Linked DNA regions of Mus musculus: region 1 is linked to region 2. Evidence: chromatin contacts called from ENCODE POLR2A ChIA-PET data. All regions are on one chromosome and are shown on one strand. The core of a region is the stretch at or near the end of the contact, and the rest is flanking DNA. Distances in the headings are between cores, read along the strand shown. Region 1 holds the start of Osbp (oxysterol binding protein). Region 2 holds the start of Stx3 (syntaxin 3).

Region 1 (3,440 bases), core at 279-2,778, 150 kb after region 2:
CATGAGGTAAATAGTTTTTTACAGTATCTAAAAGCAACTCCTAGGACTGGAGAGATGTTAACAGTTCCTGTTCTTCTAGAGAACTTGAGTTCTGTTCCCAGTATTCTTATGGGTTGGCTACCCACCAACTTTAGTTCCAGCTCCAGGGGATTTTATGCCCTCTGCTGGCATCCACAAGTACCTGCACTTAGGTGTACACACACACACACACACACACACACACACAAATCAGAAGAAATGAATAAATAAAAGTTAAACCCTATTCCTACTGCCAGGTCAAAAACTGCTACACTGTAATAGGTGTTAGATTCCCCAAAATGCAGGTTTTGGCTATTTTTGTAATAATAGTTCACAACAGCTCAATGCTGGACTAGTTACTGAAATTTGTGACCTCTAACACAGCTGTAATTAAGCTGATCAAATCTAATCATTCAACACCCAGTTCAAAACAAAACCCTAGCAATAAACAAGAGAATTAATTGTGTTTTTACCACACTAAACCTAACAAGGGCCTTTAGATTTGGAAAAGAGATATAAAGGTAGGTAGTAGGTCTTTGCCAATCTATTCTCCCCGTAAATAAGGTCGGCAACTAGATGGTCAGAATTAATAGAAGTGTATTAGAATCTAGAGTGAAGAGACAGAGGGTAGACCAGGAAAGGGAATGGGGTGAGGATTGGAGGAGTCGTGAGTCCAGGAGGGGGCCGAGGAAGCTCTCTCTGGGTTCTTCCGGAAGCAGGATATGAAAACGGAATCCCTAGGAGACCCAGGAACCATCCATCTCTCTTTATTAAGGCCATCTGCAAGTCTCAATTGAGAAGGAGGGAATTCCACAGCACACCCACATCAAGAGCATTTATAGAGACCCATCACTTCCTTAAAGCTGCAAACGTGCCTGCCCACTTGTGCATCCATGAATTTATTTGCTATCTCGGCCAACTGCAGCTTTCACTGACAATGTCCAGAACCAATCATCTCCAATCATAGCCCTGCCTCTCCACCGACAGGTGAAAGACATAGGTGTCAGCCAATAAAAAATAAGAATGAGTATGTGAAGGCTGGACTCTGCCCCATTTACTTCAATGCATTCAGTAATTGGTAGAAAGGTTTGAGCAGCTGATATCAACCACCAATCCGTAAGGGCGGAAGAGGATGAAGGGCAGCGCGATGGGCGGGGGTGACGTGGCAATGACAGAAGCATAAACTGTAATGACTGACGGAAGTACTAGCCATTCGGAGGCCAAACCGGCCGTGAGCTCTGCATTCTCCCGTCCTCGGACTTCGGAAAGCCACCAATGATTTTGTAGCCCTGCCTGATTGGCTTTCCTGTTAGCCAATCGAAAGCAGGCCTGGAGGACGCGTCGCGCCTTGAGCTTCTCACTGGGCGGAGTAGCATGACAGGCCCGAGAGAAATGCCAATGTCCGCGGGGTCTTCCGCAAGTGACACTTGGCGGCACCAATCGCCGCCCTCCTTCCCGGCAGTCGAGCCCTCCTTCCCGCGGCGGGGCTGGCGGGGCGGGGACGCTGCGCGGCGGCGGCTGAAGCGCTAGCCGTGTTGGGCGCTCCGGGCGGCGGCGGCGGAGCTCGTAGGCGGTTCCGGTCGTGTCTCTCCGGGCGGCGGCGGCTCATGGCGGCGACCGAGCTGAGAGGAGTGGTGGGGCCGGGCCCGGCAGCCATCGCGGCTCCGGGCGGCGGCGGCGCGGGTCCACCCGCGGTGGGAGGCGGCGGCGGACGCGGGGACGCGGGGCCCGGCCCCGGGGTGGCGGCCGCGACGGCGGCGACGGCGGGCGGCCCGGGCCCCGGGGCCGGAGGAGTGGCGGCAGGCGGCCCGGGCTCTGCACCGCCAGCCGCGGGCTCGGGCGGTTCGGGCGCCGGGGGCTCGGGCTCGGCTAGAGAGGGCTGGCTCTTCAAATGGACCAATTACATCAAAGGCTACCAGCGGCGATGGTTCGTGCTGAGCAACGGGCTCCTAAGCTACTACAGGTAACTGCTTCCGGGGCGCCACGCTCACCTGGCCTCCCCCCCTGTGCAGCCCACAGACCCGCGCTGTCACTCTCCGCCGGCTGGCTTCACTGCCAAGGTCGCCCTGGGTCGCTGTCTGTCACCTGCACAGGTTGACAGCTTGCAGAAGTCAGAACCTGCAGATTTGACACACTGCTCTTGTCTCCGCTGTCACCCGCCCCTAGTGCCTCATCTGCCTCCATCCCTGGGTCTTTCCTGTCAGCAATTGTTTGGAGAGCATCTGCTCTGCCATTGTATTTCCGCTACCACGTGGGTGCAATCGCTAATTCTGCAAGTAAGGCACTGTTGTGAAGCTGGAGGGGCACAGACAGCGCGAGCCCGGGCACTGTCCCTCAGGAACTTACAGTGGAAGTTACAACTCCTAACTTTTTGTGCTCTAGTCTCTAAAATTTAATGTTTCTGATACACCCTTGATATACCTGCCCATGTCTACTCAGAATACACATTCCGACATCAGAATACCACACACAGGGAGACTTTGGGATTCTGTCCACCATATGTCTTACCTCTTCAAGCATGCGCGTACTTTCTCGGTCTAGACAGTCCACAATAGAGATGTGTACTCTACCATAGCTTTTACTTTTGCCTGCCCCACCTCTTCCCATGGGAATGACTGTCTTATCCAGCAGTCACCGTGCACCTTTTAGTTTTATTTAAGATTAAGTTTTATTAAAGGAAGAACACATGTTTTTGAAATGATTGTTAAGGTTTCACAGTGCTTATTTTGGTATGGTTAATGTATACTTACTGTGACTCATAGCATGGTCATAACATGTCACACTTCGGGGCTTATATTACTAGACAGAGGTGTTGAGAGGTGATTGGAGGACAGGTTATAAGCTTTCCCAACAGCCTTGCATTGTGGCTGGATGTCTTACATGCAACTGTTCATTTAGTGCGCATAGATCTCCTATCTCCCTGGGAGTTAGGACATGTTCCCATGTTCTTGACAAGAAAGCAGACTCAGCATGCGCAGCTCTCCCAGGGTCTTGGAGAAATCAGGATTTGAAACTACTCTTCATACTTTAAAACCTAAAACCTAGGTTAGTGCTACGTGAACCAGTTAGATACAGAGATAATCACCTAAGACACGGTTTAGGTTTATAGAGTGTGTTACAGTGTGTCTCATGAAGAAAGTACCGAAGTCTACTCTAAGAGGGATTTGCTTAGTATAATAATAACGCCATTTCTGGTTGAAATCTCTTCCCACAGTCCATCCAGTTTGGGAACCCAAGACACTGCTGGGGGCGTGGCTCAGCCTGTATTCCTTTTCAATTTCACCAGTAGTTTCTCTCCTATCAGGAGGCCCATGGGGGACGAATAACCTCCATGAACATCGTTGGCTTGGCTCGTAGAGAATTTTAAAGAAAGCCTGAAGACGAGAGTTATAGGCTGTTGGTGGGAACATTTTTATCGCTCC
Region 2 (3,201 bases), core at 274-2,773:
CACCGGGTGGGTTCCTAAAGTTTCACACTCGCCCTGCTCCATAGAATGTGCTCAGTAACTTACTAAATGAATCTATACCTCCAAAAATTGATGCTTCAGCACTTCCCTATATCAATCCCATTATGTCATTCAACCTTCATAACAGACCTATAAGGAAGGAAGATTCTCCCTTGACCGACAAGGAAATAGGCTCAAAAGAGTAAGTGACCTAAGCTTTTCAGCTTTTGTGCGGCAGACGACCACAGCTGTCTCCGGGGGTACAAGACAAAATAATTACAGACCACTGAATGGGAAGAGGGGTGCCATCTCAGCACCTAACAGGCTCACCGCTCCGGAAGTCACCCGGAACTCTCAACTACTCCGGGGATGGAGTAGCCCTGCCCGGTGCTCCGGGAGGGAAATAGAAAGGAGAGGAGGCCGGTTTGGGGCACAGTGCCAGGCGGCAGAAGACAGCTGGTGAGGTGAGCCCCCTGACTTCTCCATTAGCCCCGCTGATTTCAAGTCCCCGAGTGGGTCCAGCTCTGGAGGAACCCTGTCCAGCTTTGGGGGAGAAGGGGTAAGAGGGTTACGGGCGTCCAGGGAAATCGCAGCTAGGTGATGAATCACCGAGCACATGACCCTGCAGGGGAGGGGAGGGTGCAAAGCTCCGCGGGATGAGGCGGGGGCTTGGGCGGAGGGAGGCCTAGCGCGCAGAGCACCCCTGCGGCCTGGGTTAGGGGAACTAGGAGAAGCCCCTCTCCCACGCCACTTATCCTGATGACCGATCCCCGCAGCCCGGGGCCCGCCTGATCCCCCAAGCGCCGCGGACTCACGGCCTTCAGCTGCTCCAGCCGGTCCTTCATCCTGGCCCAGGTGAGGGCGGCGGGCGCCTTGTCTCAGGTGAGCGCGTCCCAAGTGAGCGGCCTGGAGCGGCGGCGGCTGCCGGCCGGGGCGAGAGAGCTGCTAGAGCGGGCGGAGGCGGGCGGCGGCCGCTCTCGAGGAGGAGCGTCCGAGGCCACCGAGGTCCGCCGCGCCGCCCCCTCCGGCCCCCGCCGGCGCCGCGCTCCAAATCCGGCTACGAGACCGCGCCGGCTCAGGGCTCGCCCGCCCCTGGGCCCGCCCCATACCTGGGCCGCTCCCCGAGCTCCTGCTTAAAGGGCCAGCGCGCTCCAGCGCCGGAAGCATTCCGGGCACACCTTCCCATGCCCCTCGAAAGGCAGAAACAAAAAAAAAAAAAAAAAAAGGCGGGGGTGGTCTGTCTGGCTTCGATTCCGTATTTTCCGCACTGTTCTTATTGTTCGGCCCTCTGCGGACTCCTCAGGTTGAAGACAAGCTGGTTCCTGCTCCCTTTGATGAGGGAAAACGTTCCGATGATGCTCAAGAGATATTCCGCCTTAAAGAAGGGACCTGTTGGGTATAAAATCTGTGCGGTTCGGGCTCAGAGACTTGTTCCCGTAGGGCGTAACTGCAGATGAGATGCCCTGGATCGGGCTGCGGCGAGGAATTTGGGGATTATGATGCTAGTGGTTGTGGGGCCTCTCGAAGTCGTGTAGGCGGTCCAGTCACCTTTTACTAACAATTTGAATAACTTGAGGGAATCTAGGAGAGTCCGTTTCCATAGCTATATAAATCAGAGGCTGCTTAGCAATTTTCTGCTTAGCCTGTACGAGAAAAGAAGCAACTGACTTTTAACTACCGGGCAGAGTTGTAGGATAAAGACGTTTGTTTGATTTGGAAAACTTAAGCCCACCTCTCTCCTCCTTGCTGTCAAGAGCCCTGGGATTTGAAGAATTTTTAGAAAAGTGTGGTTCTTCTCACTGCCCTTCCTCTTCAACGGTGCCCCTATTCCCTTCCCCTCCGTATTTGATTTGGGGATAACAAATGGCGTATCGACCAGAGTAGTGGTCAACAATTGGCGCTAGTGAAGACTTGGTCTCAAGTTCGAGAAGTATCCTCGACTTTGTGTTCAATCTTAAAGGCCATAGATACTTTCTAATTATAACCGGACTTTACCCTCTGCGATGTGCACGCTCCTACTGACTTCCTCCGCTGCCATAAAGGTAGTCAAGTAAGGCAGGGCTTGAGCTGTTAGAGCCAACTATGCGGTAATCAACTCTAATCCTCTATCTGACCTCCGGCTCCTGTCCTGACGCTGGCCCAGCGAGGACTGCGAAAGTTTCCACGCCCCCTGGTGGTCGTAACCCTACAGCTAGGGCTTGAACACCCCCACCCCAGCCCAGCAAACACTTGGAAAACCTTCCGCCACCGAGCTCATTCTCTAGCATCAGCCCTTAGGTTTTCTCCTTTCAGACAGAATCTCCCTGAATTGCCCAGGCAAGCTTTGAACTTGCCATTCTCCTGTTTCAACCTCTCCAGTAAGAGGGGTTACAGTGAAAAACTCTCGAAGTGTGGACGTCTGAAATCTGGACAGAAGTGAGGAAGGAGGATGGATTCATTTTGAAGCAAGAACAAAGGATTCCAGTTAAGACGCGATTGATTTTAGGCTGCAAAAAACGGCCCTGCAGTAAAGAACACTGACTGGAGGACCTGGGTTCAATTCCCAGCATCCACATGGTGACACACAGTTCCAGGGGATGCAACGCCCTCTTCTGGGCTCTGCAGAGGTTACACACATGTGGTATACAGACATAATGCAGGCAAAAACATTCATACAAGTAAAAAAAAAATTTTTTTAAGTCCCAGCAAATTATTTTAAAGGATATAATTGATTTCAACAGGGAAAAAATTGTGACTCTCATGCAAATATAAAATGAATATATTTTAATGTTTTAGCTTATTAGTGAAGCAACCAGTAAGAGGTTAAACTCATTCAGATCCACAGACAAACAGCAGGAAGGCTGGCATGAATAGGTTACTTGATGCAAAACTAGCTCTGGGGATGGGAGAAGAAACCGTGCTTCTCCTGTACACTAAGTCCTTATAATCTCCATGAATAGAAGCACTCTGCTTACTACCGATATCTAATTTACATAGCTGGACAATAGCTGTGATACAATGAAAGTCACAGACTATTATAGAATCAGAAAGGTGCATTAGATAAGGCCACCATAGGATACATAGCATGGAACAGCTTTTTGTTAGTGGTCACTGGTCATTTTAATTTGCTCAGTTTTTCTGTATACTCCCAAGGTAGTACCTTCCATGACTGAATGGTACCAGCTCTGTTAAAAAGTTATTATACAGAACAAGTTTTCTTCCCTA

The links. ChIA-PET counts read pairs that join two places held with the same protein, here RNA polymerase II (POLR2A).
Region 1: POLR2A ChIA-PET joins it to region 2 with 40 read pairs in Patski. The contact joins the promoter of Osbp here to the promoter of Stx3 in region 2. POLR2A ChIA-PET finds 5 or more read pairs at or near these places in 4 of 5 experiments (Patski and embryonic stem cell).

The regions. Positions count from the first base shown.
Region 1 is chr19:11,964,316-11,967,755 of GRCm38, forward strand. Osbp (oxysterol binding protein) reads left to right here and starts at 1,529. Exons shown (of 14, transcript NM_001033174.1): 1 at 1,529-1,981. The coding sequence starts at 1,626.
Region 2 is chr19:11,817,880-11,821,080 of GRCm38, forward strand. It overlaps Stx3 (syntaxin 3), which reads right to left and starts at 1,524. Exons shown (of 11, transcript NM_152220.2): 1 at 813-1,524. The coding sequence starts at 842. Gm41810 (a long non-coding RNA gene) reads left to right here. Exons shown (of 2, transcript XR_003952942.1): 1 at 1-461; 2 at 774-3,201.